Linked DNA regions of Homo sapiens: region 1 is linked to region 2. A link is an interaction called in ENCODE POLR2A ChIA-PET data of the cell type or tissue named here. Cell type or tissue: PC-9. All regions are shown on one strand. Links, peaks and the distances in the headings refer to the core of each region. The heading gives the core; the rest is flanking DNA.

The links. Peaks named below come from ENCODE experiments on the same cell type or tissue, not always from the same donor. Only the 100,000 strongest peaks of a DNase experiment are listed, where the experiment ranks them.
Region 1: POLR2A ChIA-PET joins it to region 2 with 5 read pairs; 1 of 35 experiments calls an interaction of 5 or more read pairs at or near these places.

Annotation. Positions count from the first base shown.
Region 1 is chr15:80,840,905-80,848,942 of GRCh38, reverse strand. All of the region lies in intron 1 of CEMIP (cell migration inducing hyaluronidase 1), which reads right to left. It overlaps MIR549A (microRNA 549a), which reads left to right and starts at 6,870; the gene lies at 6,870-6,965. In PC-9, for the core only: no CTCF peak of the experiment used is centred there; a DNase peak (open chromatin) is centred at 4,362; H3K27ac peaks cover 3,545 bases.
Region 2 is chr15:80,577,095-80,585,132 of GRCh38, reverse strand. ARNT2 (aryl hydrocarbon receptor nuclear translocator 2) reads right to left here. Exons shown (of 19, transcript NM_014862.4): 16 at 4,584-4,722; 17 at 3,729-3,894. ARNT2-AS1 (ARNT2 antisense RNA 1) reads left to right here and starts at 576. Exons shown (of 2, transcript XR_007064732.1): 1 at 576-1,315; 2 at 2,372-5,103. It overlaps MIR5572 (microRNA 5572), which reads right to left and starts at 4,030; the gene lies at 3,894-4,030. In PC-9, for the core only: no CTCF peak of the experiment used is centred there; DNase peaks (open chromatin) are centred at 2,922, 4,852 and 5,742; H3K27ac peaks cover 3,077 bases.

The DNA of each region.
Region 1 (8,038 bases), core at 1,340-6,339, 260 kb before region 2:
ATCCCTGAAGCCAGGGTGTGTGTGTGTGTGTGTGTGTGTGTGCACGCGCACACGCTCATCAGAGAACACACTGACCATGAGGAGGTTGAGGCCTGAGTTCTGGGAGTGCAGAAAAGATTCATCTGGAGTGACCCTGCAAGGTCCATTTAGCCCCTCTTGGGCAGCTGCACCCCACATTGCAGGGCTGGCCCTACTTTCAGAAGCTGGGGAAACTGGTTTCTTGGGTGCAGCTTCCTGCACCCCTTCTTTCCGCCTGGGAACCCCTTCTCATCTATGGGCAGGCAGTGCCCCAGGACATCAAGAGATGGCTTCCTTCCTTTCTTGCTGATGCTCCTTGGAAGAATAACCCCAAGAGAGATCCTCCATAAATGGGACGATGTGAACTGAACTTCAGCCCTCTCCCTAGAAATGCCAGCCACTGCATGAGTTCAAGAAGAAAAGGCCCCACAGGCTTGGGACTTGGCCTGCTGAAGCTCTGTCCTTCCCCACAGCTTTTCCTGAGCCACAGGTCTATAAATGTATTACAAGGTGTTGAGTAGATTGTCTGAGGCCAACCCGAGGTGTCAGAGCATGGAACAGGAACAGTTGAGGGGCGGCTGTCCAGAACTAAATCTCTCATCAGTCCGTTTCCCAGAACTGTGGAGCGTGAGTGGCTTCCCTATAGGAAAAAGGCTGGTGGAGGCCAGGTGACGAGGCCAGATAGGAGGAGTCCATGCGGCTTGTGGAGGCCAGAATAAGAATACGCTACCTCAGCCCTTCCAGACCTCAGTCTCCTGCAGGGGTCTCTCTCAGATGTTTTTCCAGGCTTTCTGATAAATTACCCAATTTCTATTTCATCTGGGTCATCTCCTTCTTAAAGTTCTGAAGATCATTATTTCCATTCAACCTGCCACATTTTGCTACAGAACTGTGTCCCACTCTTGAGGATAAAGTCCTCTTTGTCCCTGCAGAAGGCATTTGAGGAGGAGATGCACATGCTGGAGAGCTGTGCATCGTGACTTCACCGTCTCTGGAAATCATGGAAGGAATCTCAGGAAGAGTCGAGCATCTCCACGGCTCACTGTTTCACCTTCTGCTCCTGGCTCCTCCTGGGTGGGCAGGGACACTGATTTCCATCTGCTACCTGGCCAGCAAGCATCCTGCCACCCACAGCGCCCTTCTGCACTTTGACATTCTGAAGAAACCCACGGTTTTGCCAGAATGAAAGAAGATGGTCCCAGCATCAGCCTTCTGAGCCCATGGAGTGAGGATCTATTTTCTCAGTAGCCTTGCTGGCCACCACCCTTGGTGACTAGGACCATCACACAGGCACAAATTGCAGCTGTTTGTCAAAGGCATCTTGCTAGAGCAGATGAAATACCTGAAATATTGGATTCTGGGGGTCCTACTCCCAGGTGGTATAGCAGTGAAGGGACTGGATCTTTACTTTCTTCACAACATGGTCCTGAGTCGCTGCTAGAGCTGTGGTGAGCCCAGACTGCACCCCAACCCGGAAGCTTTCTGTTGGCTCACATTTGGTTTATTGATGTAATGTATTGATGCTTCCCATAAAGCCCTAAGTTCACTCCTCACTTGTTTCCAAAAGCTACATAAGGGCTGGGTGCAGCAGCTCATGCCTGCAGTTTCAACACTTTGGGAGGCCAAGGTGAGCTGATCACTTAAGGTCAGGAGTTCAAAACCAGCCTGGCCAACATGGCGAAACCCCATCTCTACTAAAAATGCAAAAATTAGCCAGGCATGATGGTGCATGCCTGTAATCCTAACTGCTTGGGAGGCTAAGGTGGGAGGATGGCTTGAGCTGGGGAGGTCAAGGCTTTCCTATAGAGAAGCCAAGATTGTGCCACTGCACTCCAGCCTGCGTGGCACAGCGAGACCCTGTCCTGCCCACCCCACCTCCAAAATAATCAAAAGCTACATAAGAACCACCTGGAGAACTTCTAAAATACACAATTTCCTAAGTCCTTTCCTGGAGATCTTCATTCTGAACATTCTGGGATGGAACCCTGGACTTGATCTTTTAAAAACGTGCTCAGGGCTTCCAGTGCACAGCCAGGAAATGGAAACCACTGAGTAAAGCCCCCAAGTCTTGTCACCACAACAAGTGATTATTAGGCTCTAGTATCAACAGCTGAGTTGCTGAGCCAGGAATTAGGACTTCACATTTATGCTTAGAAAGCGTCCTTTTCATTTCAGCCACCTTTGATCTTTCAGATCTTGAGCTGATCACTCAAATCCTGCCCCACCTAGTGGCATCGGGACCACCGGCAGGCAGGCCTTTCTCCCTTCCACATGGGTCTGAGAAAAGAGATGACACTGTCTCTAAGCTGCTGTTACTCATCAAGTTCACTCCTCACTAGTTTCCTGGGCAGTATCAGTACCACCCCGGTGAGAAGATGAGCTTGCACACATCCTGTTTGAACATCAGTTCCCTTGACCCAGACGGCCAAGCACATGAATAGCTGCTCCAGAGGCCTCTGACCTACAACGATGATTAGTGCAGGCTAAGCACTACTGACAGGTGATCCACCCAGCAGGTGAAGCACAGGAAAGGTTTTCCTGGGGGAGGAAAAGCCTGTCTCGGGCTATCTGGAGACCTGCAAGACAAGCATTACTGACCCAGAGAGAGACGGGGGAAGAGCGCTCTGGTTGGTTGAGTGACTATAAGTGAATGAGTCAATGCATGTCCCACACGGGCCTATGTGGGTGAGTTTATGGGGATGGGGGAAACGTCCACCTCCATAATAGAAACCATCTGGGCCTGACACTGCCAAAGGGTTAGATAGAAAGTATTCCATGACTGTGCTTCCCAAGTGTCTCCCCTTCCCTCTGCCACCTGGCCTGGCCCAAAGCAAAATGGTCTGTATGGAGATTTACACTGAGGTGGGTGGGTAAAGGAAGCACCTGTTCCCTCAGCCTGGAAGTGATGTTGAGGGTGGGAGTGTATGTAGCAGAGGGCATGCGTGCCCAGAACAGGGACAGGCTGAAGTGTCTGAGGTGGGTGTGTCAGGAGGAGTCTCCTAGATCTAGAGGATGGAGGGAGGAGGGCAGGTGCTGGAATGTCTGCTGACTTCACTAGTTGCCTTGTGTGTCTTTTCGTGACACTCCAGGGTCTAAGCCATTTTCTCTGATCCCATCCAGCTCCGCCTAATGACTCGATCTAGCTCACTGACAGGATTTTCCACCTCAGTTATGGCCTGCCCACTCCATCCCAGGTCACAGCCAAAGTCACTGTGGGAAGGTTAAAGGCTGGAATGCCTGCTGTCCCAGATCCCACCACACCAAAATCAGTTCATAGAACTGTCTGTTTTCCCTGGATGAAGACCAAGGAGAAGGAGACCAGAGAAGAAGACCAGAAAACCAGAACAAAGAGGAAGGTGATGATCAGCATTTCCCATATTTTCTCAAATAGGCTCCACTGACAGGTTTTTTAGTGCCATGTTCATATACTACCTGTATCATCCACACTGTATGTAGCACCATATTTGCTCAATATATTTCTGGGTACTTTTTTTGAAATAGGGTCTCACTTTGTTGCCCAGGCTAGAATGCAGTGGTGTGATCACTGCTCACTGCAGCCTTGACCTCCCAGGCTCAAGAGATCCTCCCGCCTCAGCCTCCCAAGTAGCTAGAACCAAAGGCATGCACCACCACGCCTGGCTAAATTTTAAATTTTTTGTGAAGACAGGGTCTAGCTATGTTGCCCAGGATGATCTCAAACTCTTGGGCTCAAGCAATCCTCCTGCCTTGGCTCCCAAAGTGCCATCACACCCGGCCTCAATATATTTTTGAAATGTATTCCTCCTCAGACATTAGATTCATCCCCCAATAAATAATTGTCAAATTACTGGTTATGCAGAACAATTTAGCTTTATCTATATATGTATATGGATAATATTTATGGATATATATTATCCATATATATCCATAAAATCGTTTTACAAATCATTCATACTTAGGAACATCTGGATGAGCTGATTTGAAGGTCCTTCTAACACTTAAAGAATAAATGAGAAGTGGACATGGTGAGTGCTCGGTTCTGGGGCTCTGAGTCCTGCCCATGGGCACCCTGGGGCTGGGGCCATGCCCTGTTCTCCCAACCCAAGGCTGGGCCACCTGGCTTCTCTCCTGCTCCTGCTCCATGCCCCAATCTTCGCTGTGTTTCTACACAGCCTCAGGATGTTTTCAGCACCTCTGATATCTGGGCATGGCTGCCTCATTCCATGCTATCTTCTGTCACTTTGGGGATGGTAGGCCCTGAAATCGGATGGGGACACAGGAAGTAGGAAGCAGCCCAATTCTGCAACAGTGGAGCTGCTGGTCAGGTCCAACTGGCTGACAAGAGCCCCAGCTGAAATGAATAGACATTCCTCTCTGAGCTGCCACAGCTCTGTGAGTCATCTGGGGGGTGGTTTTCAGGAACACAGTCCTACCATGGAGGCAATGGCCACCCAAAAACCCCAGAGAAAGAGGAGCAGGGCAAAGCAGTCACCTGGCTAAATTTGGAAGAGGAGCCTGCAGCTGTTTCCACCCCCTCCTGCCCCCTCATCCTGGCATTAGTCTTTTTTTAAAAAATGGCCTTTGCTTGTCGCCTGAGCATTGCCAGCTATTTTCCCCAGGACACATTAAAGCAGGGCACAGGCTGGCTGGGGGGCGCAGGCAGAGAGGCCCCGAGGCAGCTGCAGCTCATCCCAGGCAGGGGGAGGGCGCGACAGGGGTGGGGGCACACAAGCAGGAGCTCCACGCCCACTGACCAGCTGCTCCGGACACTGGGTGTGAGTGCCAGGGAGGTTGGCCCGGGGCTGTGTGGACCCGCCTGAGCGATGGCTGGGTGGCAGCCTTAGTGCTCTGCCTTCCAGGGAAGTGGGGGTGCAAAGCTGGCTTCCCCAAAGCAGCCCCCATGGAGAGTGAAGGATCTGGGGCTGAGTTGAAGCAACACAAACGTGGGCTGCATTCTCAACTGGCTCTGTCACTAATTTGCCAGGAAGCCTCGGGCAATGACTGGCTGCTCCCTGCCTCAGTTTCTTCTTCTGTAAAACAAGGAGGGGTCTCATACTTTCCAAAGTGCCATGCCACCAGGATCCTAGCTATTCTCTGGAGTGAGGGGCAGACCTGTCTTTTGACACCTGGGTGGGCTGCTGGGGGCTGGGTGACAGAGCACCCAGAGGAAGAGCCCCTTCATGATCTCCTCAACACATGGTCTCCACCATGAGCTGATAGAGATGGAGGGATATGTCCAGCTCCATATAGAAACCGTCTGAGACTGACGCCACAAAAGGGTTAGAAGGAACTATTCTATGACTGTCCTTCTCAAGCATCTGCCCTTCCTTCTGCCACCTGGCCTGGCACAAAGCAAAATGGTTAGCATGGGGATATAGACTGATGTGGGTGGGTGAAGGAAGCACCTGTCCCTCACCCTGGAAGTGAGATTTCAGAGTGGGAGTGGGTGTAGCAGCCCCCCTGCCCCTCCAGCCAGAACTGTCATCCATATCCTCAGCTGTCTCTGAGCAGAGGCAGTGTGCGCAGTAGAACAGGAGCTGCGTGAAGGCAGGTCTTCTTGACTGATATATTCAAAGCATCTAAACGGTGCCAGCTTCATAGTAGGTCTTCAATAAATGTTAATTGAATAAATACATGAAATGGGCAAGAAGATGGGCTCTGGAGTCAGACTAGCTCTACTCACTTGAACCAGTGACCACTGGACTGGTGAGTTACCTAATATTTCTTACCCTTAAAATAGTCACCTGAAAAGTAAGGATCATGATGGTGCCTTCCCTCATAAGGCCATCGTGGAGATTAAATAAGATACAACACCTAAGACAGTCTGGCATGTAGTGAGTTCACTGTTATCATTTATGGGATGGTTCTACCTGGTTGTCCCACCAGCATTTTAAAGGTCACCTTGTATGGTCCAGCTCATCACCTCTCACTAGCAAGATGTTCTCTGCTGCTTCTGCTTTCAGTTGGTGACAATGTCATCCACTCAATCATCTAAACAGAAATGAGGAGTTCCTCTTGGCTCTTCCCATCCACTGACCCCTGGGACCTCCTGGAAGGTCCCTCTACAGGTCTCATGAATCCATCTCTTCCTCATTCCTGCTGCCACGACCCTTATTCTCTCTCAAACCTCAAGCCTCTCTCTAAGATCTCCCAGATGTCTTCTGCACTCCAGGCCCCTCCACATCCTGGATTTCTCTCTCTCTCTTTTTTTTTGAGATGGAGTCTCGCTCTTGTTGCCCAGGCTGGAGTGCAATGGCACAATCACGGCTCACTGCAACCTCTGCCTCCCAGGTTCAAGCGATTCTCCTGCCTCAGCCTCCCCAGTAGCTGGAATTACAGATGCCTGCCACCACGCCCAGCTAATTTTTGTATTTTTAGTAGAGATGGGGTTTCACCATGTTGGCCAGGCTGGTCTCAAACTCCTGATTTCTGGTGATCCACCCGCCTCAGCCTCCCAAAGTTCTGGGAGTACAGGTGTGAGTCACCGCACCCAACCCCGGATTTCTCTTTATCCTCAACCTTGCTGCAATCATCTGTCTGCCTCCCTCCCTTGAGAACAAAGAACGAGTCTTTGTGCTTAGTAAACATTTGTTGACTAATGAATTAGCAAACACAGAAGACCAGAGTAAAGGTCCTGGTGGGGGAGAAAGGCCAAGTAGGAGGAGAAGAAAAATGAAAGGCAGTGAGAAGTGAGAAGCTACTTTGTGCGTAATTCATTACCTTTTAATCCACCACTCTGTTTAAAAGAGAATAGGTAAAAGATGAAAAGGAAATACATATATAATACACGTACAAATGGTACCCAACGTGTTTCTATTCCAAGAGTGTGTTTCTAAGTTGACTGTTGAGAACCTGGCATCACATCTTCTGATAGACATGCAACTCAAGAATATATTGAGAGCTCATCCATAGTTGTCACTGTCTCAAATCAGTGACAACTATGGATGAGCTCTTAATATATCCCAGGCACTGTGCTAGGCATTTTCCATGCATCTTTGTATGTAATCCCCGCCAGGAATTAGTATCACCATTTACAGATGAGGAACAGAGTTGCAGGAAATTTGTGCAGCTGTCTCAAGGTCTTTTGGCCAGTTAGGGAAGGCGTTGAATCTAGGTCTGTGTGATCCCAAATCTCATGCTTTCCCCATATGCAATGTTGCTATTAATTCCCAGCAATACGGCCAACTGCTCTGATTGGTCGGCCCTGGCCTCCCAGCCTTGTCATTGGCCAACACCCCCTGGAGGGAGGGCTCCGGCAGCTACCAAGGACCTGTAAGAGGGAAAGCCATGGACAGAGAAGAGAAGGAAGGAAAAAGAAAGAGCCTCCTGATAAACATACCAGGTGGACTGAACCAGCAGGAGATCAGGTTAAGGGCAAGTGGAAGTGCCTGAGAGAGAAACAAGGTCCAAATTCTAGAAGTCATATCCCTTGCCCGCTTCCCCCATGTCTGTACCAACAGAGTGGACGGGAACCAAGAAGTGGAGCAGTGCCTGCCCTTTAGGAGGAGCAGGGAAAGGATGATCCCATGCCCTTCTTGCCTGTGGACTCCAGGGTCTCTCCTAGAGCATTTTCTCCACCCCCAACCCATCACTGTCATGGGGGCCCTTTGTTTAGGTGGCCCTGGGTGTCTGAAGGCAGAGAGTAGAGGTCACTAACTGGCTGCCTAGGGACCGAGTCTGGCCTGCAGATGTGTATAGGTCGTCCTGCATAGTGTTTTTAAACATTTTTTAAATTGGGGAAGTTTCATACAAACATCTGGATTTCCAGCTTTGCTGGAAAATCTGAAGATCTGGCAACCCAGGTCCAAATTCCCACATGGCAGCCATCAGCTGGCAAAGCCACAGGTGCCCCGTTCAGCTGGGGCACAGCCTACCCCTCAGAGGACAAGATGAGAGGGGAGGGGACGCTCAAGCTGTCCCTGGCCGTGGCTCCAGGTTCCAGGATAGCAGCCTGGAGGTTTCCAAAAGCTGTGTCCTCCTCCCCTTGTGGCCAGTGAGGACAGAGAACTGCTTTGTCAGCTAATGAAGGTGAGGCATGGTG
Region 2 (8,038 bases), core at 1,818-6,817:
CTGAAATGGAAGAAATGCTTTGGCTTGACTCCTGAAAGCTCGTTGAACAAAACCAGCATGTGTTTCACAGAAAGGGCTGAGACCCAGGCAGGGGCGTTTTTTCTCACTCAATGTATAAACTCAGTCTACAAAGCTATCCTGAGGAGTCTGCTACAGTTGAAGCACTGTTCAAAAGTGACATGCTATGCTTGTCACAACTCGATGTCTGCCCCTGGTCCACCACTGGGTGACGTCCGGCAAGTCTGCTCAGCAGGCATTCCAAATCCCCTGCCTGCTCCAGCCAGCCAGAAGCAGGAGGCTGGGATCAACCGCATTATCTCTCTGGGCTCTGGCCATGGATAATGAACTGAGGCCAGGTACCGTGGGGTGCTGTCAGGACTGGGAACCCATCAGTGCCACACCAATAGGCCCCAGGGCTGCACAGAGGGCACTGGGAAGCCACTCAGATGTGCCCACGCTGGGCTAGGGTGTGTGTCCATTGCAAATGTAAACACGGCCTGTTTTTTAAGCCTGCTTTGTGTTTAATAATTAATGAAACTGACCATTAATGGGGCAGACTGCTCTGTTCCTTCTCCACTCACCGATTCTTACCTGCTCTGTTCCTTCTCCACTCACCCATTCTTACCTGCTCTGTTCCCTGCACCCTTTCCCACTGTGCCCTCGGGAGTAACCATCCTCACTAACGAACAACCCTTTGGGTCCTCTTCCTAACCATACACACACCCTCTTTCTTCTGTCCTTAACCAAAGCCTGCCCTCTTCTCCCAGCCAGCACTCCACTTCCTTGAAGCCCTGTGGAGTAAAAGCTGACCCTGTGGTCAGAAGGGGGTCTGGTGTCCACCCATTTTCCAGGCCCCTCTACACCTCTGATGTGAACCCCAACACCTTATGCTGGGTCCCCTCTGCCTGCACTGGGAGCCTTCCTCCAGCAGTGTACTCATCACAGACGATGACAGCAACCCCTCGCCTCGAGGTCTCCCTCTCCCTCCCAAGACTGTGCCTCCCTTCCTGCTCTCCTGCTCAGCTTCGTCTCCACTCTATCACCTGTTCACTCCACCACAGCCTGGCTTTCAACACACTCTCCCTGCATCCTATTCCACTCAAATAGCTGTGGCCAAAGGTAACACATGATGCACTGATGGCAAGGCCATAAGAAACTTCTCAGTCCTTCATTTCTCGATTTTATATGCTTTTTCCATGCCCTCATTGGAAGGGTTCCAGCCCCTTTCTCATGAATGTACATCAAGGGCCATCTGCTGGGACATCCAATTCCTGCTTAATTCTGAGGTCCCCTGTGAATGGATTTGAAAATGATGGTAAGTACAGAGTAGTGGATGGGAACACAGTCTCAGATGTACTGCCCAGCTTTGATTCTTGGCTCCAAAGGCATGATTCTGCTATTATCAGCTATAGTAAGTTAGCCTGGGTAAGTTATCTGACCTCAGTGTGCCTTAGTTTACTTATCTGTGAGATGGGAATAATAATGGTATCTCCTTCTTAGGGCTATTGTGAGCACTGAATGAATGCTACATGCTAGCATATAATAAGTACCTACTAAGGGCAGGCTGCTATCATTACTATTATTATCATCTGAGTGTGAGATAGCTCAAAGGCAAATGTAAAAACCCAACCTGGAGCCCCATCTGTGTTGAGCCTGTTCTTGGCCACAGTGGTGCAGTGGCCTCAACCCAGGGCTTCGTCCTTCCTGTGTCCCGTCTCCATTTATACTTCAGGGCCTGGCATTTGTTTAGTGGAGACTAGACAGAGGCATGGAGCTAAAGGCACTGGATGGTTGGGGCAGGGAAGTGGCCTGCCCACCTGTCTCGTCACGGCCACAGTGGGATGCTCCAAGACCTTGCCACGGTTGCGTGTTAGCTCTGCTCCGAAGCCTCTCTTGACCCCATCAGACATAACGACTGTCCTGGCCTGCAGCCACAAGGGCCCCCACGCAGACCATGGCTGCCGCACCTGCAGACTGTCCTGCCTGCCTCCCTTTACCTCTGTCTGTCTCCCCTGACCCAGTCTCTGGACTGTGTCCTTCTCTGGGTGGGGACCAGGTCTCCTGTCTTCCAGGGCTGATTCGGGGCCTGGCACTGAAGGTTTTTTTGAGTAGATCGGTGCCAGATGGTCCCTGGGCTTCCGGGAAGGACTAGGTACCCAGGAGGCCTTGAGTCTATGAGGCCCACCTTCAGGAGGAGGTGAAGGGGTCTCTCCACACCCGGGTGGGGAACCAGATGTGGAGAAGGATCTCACGTGTGACTGCAGGAAGGTGGATGCTATCCTGAGAAACAGGATTCTGGGCTCAAGGTGGTAACCGTGCTGAGTGCCTGGCTGACTTGAGAGCAACTGCTATGGGGTTTCTCCTTCCTCAGACAGGGTGCTGTGCTTCTAAACTGGGTTCCAGTGAACCACGTGGCGAGAATACTTAACAGACGAAGAGGAGACACACTGCAAGTAAATGGGACTAAGGCTGGAGGGACAAGCATGGCCTCAGGAAATGCTGTGCCCCAAGACCTCGGGCTGAGTGGGACGGACGTGCTGCTGTTAGTGGAGGAGGTGGGGAGGGCTGGGCAGCAGATGACAACTCCCCATTGTGTGCTAGGGGCTCTGCACAGCATTTTTCTTTCTTTTGTTTTTTCAGACAGGGTCTCACTGTGTCACCCAGGCTGGAGTGCAGTGGTGTGATCATGGCTCACTGCAGCCTCAACCTCCTGGGATCAAATGATCCTCCCACCTTAGCCTCCTGAGTAGCTGGAATTACAGGCATGCACCACAACACCTGGCTAATTTTTTTTTTTTTTTTTTGTAGAGACAGGGTTTTGCAATGTTGCCCAGGCTAGTCTTGAACTCCTGGGCTCCGGTGATCTGCCACCTTGACCTTTCAAAGTGCTGGGATTACAGATGTGAGTCACCGCGCCCTGCCTGCACAGAATTGTTCATAAGGCTGACAGACAAGCAGTTCTAATGGAAGCTTTTAACTTGCCACGTGGAAATTCAGATGTTTGGGCTCAGATTCACGCTCATCTGAGGAATCAATTCTGTAGAGAAAAGCTCTATGAGCCGCACTGCTGGGTGTCACCCAGTGACCTCACTGTGAGAAAGCAGGCACCAGCTTGGACTTCTTACCAGGACCACGGGTCTCTTATGAGCTTGTCCTGACGTGGAGTGGAACCCTAGCCCTGGGAGACATGCTGAGGAGGTTCCTTACACACACGGAGAGTGGGCAAGGCCCAGGATCCTGAGAAATGCACAGGACACAGCGGTTCCTTAACCCTCTATGGCCTGAGGTTTTGTTAACAAAGTAAGATAGGTGTTTTTAATATTTAAAAGAGACAGAAAACTTTGCAGTGTTATTTATGCAATTGATTGTCTCTATAGCTATTCTCTAGTTTCTTGAAACAAGACTATAAGGTTTTTGACTTGGGGGACCTGAAAATCCTTGCCAGGGCCATAATGGGTTAAAATGGTATTCAGATCACCTCACAGCACAGCAACATCATCCCAATGCCTTGAAAATGATAAAGTCAAATCACAAAGCCAAGGCCTAAGCATCCAGTCTCTTAGGAACACCATAGGCCTCCTCATAGCCAGAGAGAGAGGAGGTGCTTGGAAACCTCCAGACCTTGTTTTGGTAGCTGGGAGCTTGGAGCTCAGCCTCCTGAATTCAGGCTGTTCAGAAAGCATTTGTGCTGGCTTTCCCAGAATCTCACTCCCTCATTCCCCACCTACCGAACCCTGGAGTCCTGTTGGCAAGACTGGAGTAGGCATTCCCACTTGGCGAGGAGGTAGCTGGGCTGGAGAGGGGGCTGTAGGAAGAGGGGTCTGCCGGGTAGGTGTGGCTCGTTCCAATCCCAAAGGGAGATGACTGAGTCTTGCTGGACTGAGATGGGATTTGCTACAATCAGGACAAAGCAAAGAGATGGAAAGCATCACCAGCAGACCCCTGCACCCCAACCGATGCCCCAGGCTGGTCGCAGGGGCAGTGCCTGCTCTGGGTTGACAGTGACTCCCCATGACCCTCTTGTCTGGCTAGGCACAGGCCTGGGATCAGCCCGGTGTGTGAGGGCCCAGGAACTGCAGGATCTTTGGGGCACGTCTGGTTGAAGTTACTCCCCAGGGCTACGAGGATCCGGGCCCTCTGGAGTCTGGTTACCAAGGCCTTGGCATTATGAACACCTAGAACTCCCTCAGCCCAATCAACACCCACCCTCACAGTGACTATGAGGGTCTGGGGATGTCACAAGGGTTGGTGGTTTCATGCCCTCCTGGCGCAGGGGCAGCCAGAGGTCCAGAGTAGTGAGGGGCTCATTCTTGATGAGGTGTCTCAACCTGCCCAACCTTTCCCTGCCAGCTGCCTCAGGGCATGGCTGTAAGGAGAAAAGGCTGCTGAAGTTGCAGGCTGGGCACCTGGCTCTCCGAGAGCCCTGAGGGTGGATGGTGCTCCTGAGTAGCCAGCTGCTGTTAGGGTGGTTGGTTCCAGCTAGGAGCCGACCCATCCTCAGAACCGCAATCCAAAGAAAACACTTCCCAGAGTGCTCTGCCTCTCTGGTCACCCAGGGGAGATGCCCTCACAGATGCCCATACCTGTCCCGGAAAGGGCGGACGACTCCCTGTCCATGCCACCTGACTCTGGTTTAGCTGCCGGGAGATTTGGGACATGTTCTGGCCCGTGGAAGAAGAGGACTGAATATCATTCACTCCAGGCACATGAACCACTGAAGAGCTAGAAAAGAGGAAAATGCATTTATCCCGAGGACACACCTGGTTTGCATGAGTCTACGTGCCCAGCCAACCACACAATCTGCCCTGGGCCATCTTCCTGGCTCTCTCTCCATGCAGCACGTCACTAGAGAAAATGACTCACACATCGTGAGCCTCAAAGCCCCTTGGCCGTCCTCCTCTCCCTTCAGGGCTTCCTCTACACTGCTGAGTAGTCCTGCCATGTCTAGTAGTCTGGTACTTCCTCTCCTCGTTCTCCCCAGGGTCTCCCACGCACTCTTCAGCCCCTATCCTATGCCTGTACATCCTCTGCTCTCAGCAGATGATTTGGTTCCCAGAAAGAGAGAAGCTTCTTAGAATAAAAATCAGTCCCACTGTTCACTCACTCTTTTGTGCTCTGGTTAATTTGTTCCTTTGGGGCACCTATGAGGCTTAAGGATTCAGGAAATAGGTTGCAGGCTGTCAGTTTTAAACGGAAAGAAAAGCTTCTCAATGAAAACCTGCTGGATGGGGCCTAGTCCTGCTACCCAGAGTTTACCCCTCCCACCTTCAGTTCACCTTCGACTTAACTCAGTTTGTCTTTATTAGGCCCCTGCTGTGTGCCGTGCTCTCTGCATGGCCTTTGCAGGCTAAATCTCTGACCCTGCTTAGCTCCTCGGCAGGCACTGTCTGTACCACCAGGCGCTTCTTCCAGGAGATTTTCCAGGCTATGTCGATTACATGAGAAGCTCATCAAAGACTAAAAGGCTGGGGGCAGACTTTTACTTTGTTTCAGGCCCCTCCTCCTGCCTCCCTGGGACTAGCTCAGCATGCAGGGCAGTGCGCTGGGTGCCCATGAATCAGTCAAGTAGGGCAGAATGGGGCTCATCACAGAAGGCTTTGGTAGATTTTCAGCTCCGTGTTAAAAAAAAGGCAAGCCAGAGATCAGCAGAGATTGGGTAAAATTTTACTATTGTATTCTAATAAGTTTCCTATGCTATCTGATCCCTTTTAAAATAGGGAGAAACCAAGAATGTCAGAGACATTCTTGAGCTGATCATTGTAAAACAAGTTCAGTGGCTTATATAAAGGGGACATCATTTCTGTCTTCATACAATCAATTCCTCATTTAACATAAGGGCTCCTTTCCCATTCTCCTTCCTGATGAAAGTATTGCTTCAGAGGACATTTTCTGGTCACTATTGTCTAGTAGGACCCTCTCCACAGCCCCCAGCCCTTGGTGTCCTCCCCAAAACACTGACTGATGAGGGCCGCTACAGCGTAGACGGTCCTAGGAAAGGCGCCTTGGCAGAAAGGGATGGGCTTCTTGGGGCAAAGCGCCAGCCCTTGTGCACAGCCCTCCCTGGGGGCCTCTGGGCTACAGCTGCCTGCCTTAGTGTGGACAGGCAGGGGCCAAAACTGGCGGGACCAGAGAGGGAGGACTGTGGGTGAGGATGCACTTCAGGTGCCAGCAACACCATTCTGCAAGCGGCCCAGGATTCCCTATGGCTGTATTGGGCCCCAGAGTCCTTCATCCCACAGCCTACCCCATCCCAAGCCAGCTCAGATCCTTCGGATATACAGGAAATTCTGCCCATTCCACAGGCTTTAGCCCTAACAGGCATCCTTTAATTAACTCAGTCATTTATTCATTCATTTTACAGACTAGTACTCAGCAAGTGCCTTTTCTATGCCAGGCTCTGCACAGGTGTTCGGACGTTCCTTGGATTCCTTCCCCACACTGCCAGCTGCCCCAAACCTGCTTTTCCTTCCCCATCACTCATCACTGCCCTGTGCACCCTACATTTTTGTTTCTATGACAACAGCGTTACCCAGGCTCTGCACCTCACGCTGGACTGTCTGCCCTGAGCCCTGTCTGCAGCTTCACTCTTCTCCCAAAGGTCATCAGTGATGGTGTCCTCCTCCTCAGCATGGTCCCCACGGCTGCTGCTGCAGACACAGCTCAGGGCAGACAGTCCAGTGTGAGGTGCAGAGCCTGTGTGAGGCCGTTGTCATAGAACAACGTGGTCATCCTCTGTTTCTCCCATTAGTGAGGCCTCCTCCAACAACACCTCCTCCAAGGCTTCACTCAGCACACCCCTCAGGCCCTTGCACCCCTGCCCTGGTCAGGAGGCAGAACCTGACTTTTGCTTTCAGGCCTAGCTGAAGAGTCAGCCAGACCTTCTCCGGTCATGCCACCTTGGGCTGTCCCCTTGCCTTTGAACTGTCCCCTCCTTACCTCCTGCTGCTGTGCTCTCCCTGATCCCCTTTGTCCAGAGTGGAGGACAAGCAGCAAGTGTCACAAGGACCCCATGAACATGAGCACCCAGGCAGGGCTGGCACAGGGCTTGGCATCAACGGAGATCGGTCAGTGCGTGCTGAGTAGCTGAGTAACTCAGCAGCCAAGAGAAGTCTGGAGGGCTTGACTATTGCTCAGCAGAGCAGCGTGACCTGCGGTGATGATGGTTAGGGACTGCTCACAGAGGGCTGCCATCTTGTCTGCTGTCCCCAGACCAGAGGCCCTGCCTGCAGCCAGGGCTCCCCAGAGCCTCAGAGCAGTGTGCAATTCAGCAAGACTCAGCTGCAGGCGTGGCCAGAGCCCCTGCAATGTCTGCTAATCTGTCTCCAGGAGGTCTGTCCTTGAACCAGTGTGGAAGCAAAATCCTCATTCCTTGTGGCTAGGGCAGTCCCGTGGCAGGGGCCTCTCTCTGGGTGGCCGGCCCCACCTGCCCTCCTGGCCTCTGCATCTGGAAGCTCTGCTTAGGGTCTGGCCAACCTCACTGGAGAAGCCCTGCCCTGCTGGGCATGAGGAACTTTAGGGTGTCTGGTGGGCACAGGTGAGTGCCCACATACCCTCCCCAAGAGCTGCCAGCCTCTTCTCTGACCGTTCTTCCCAGTTGATGCTTCTGTCTCCCCAGAAGTCAGTGGAGCCAGGCCTTGCCTCCAGTGATGATGTCAGGGCTTCCTCAGTGACCTACCAGATGCCCTTGATGCTAAGAACCAACCCTTGGGAAGGTTGGACACCCTGCCTGAAGCCTTGAGTGCCCTTTAGGATGAGGCTCAGACGTGGTGGGCTGAGCTGACCAGTCTTCCTTGGATTTGGCTGTAGCCTCTGGGCACCAGATGACAGGATACTTCCTGCTACCTTGTCAGCTGTTCCCAGCTCCAGCTCACTTGGGTCCTGGCTAGAGGGAACTCACTCCCTTCTCCCTGGCAATCACTGCCACAGAACACAGTGGCTGGTGCTGTTCACATCCAAGAAAGAGTAACTGACACCAGGAATCTATGGCAACTCATAGAGGGCTCACAGAGCAGAAGCAGAGCCACCAGAATCCTCAGTT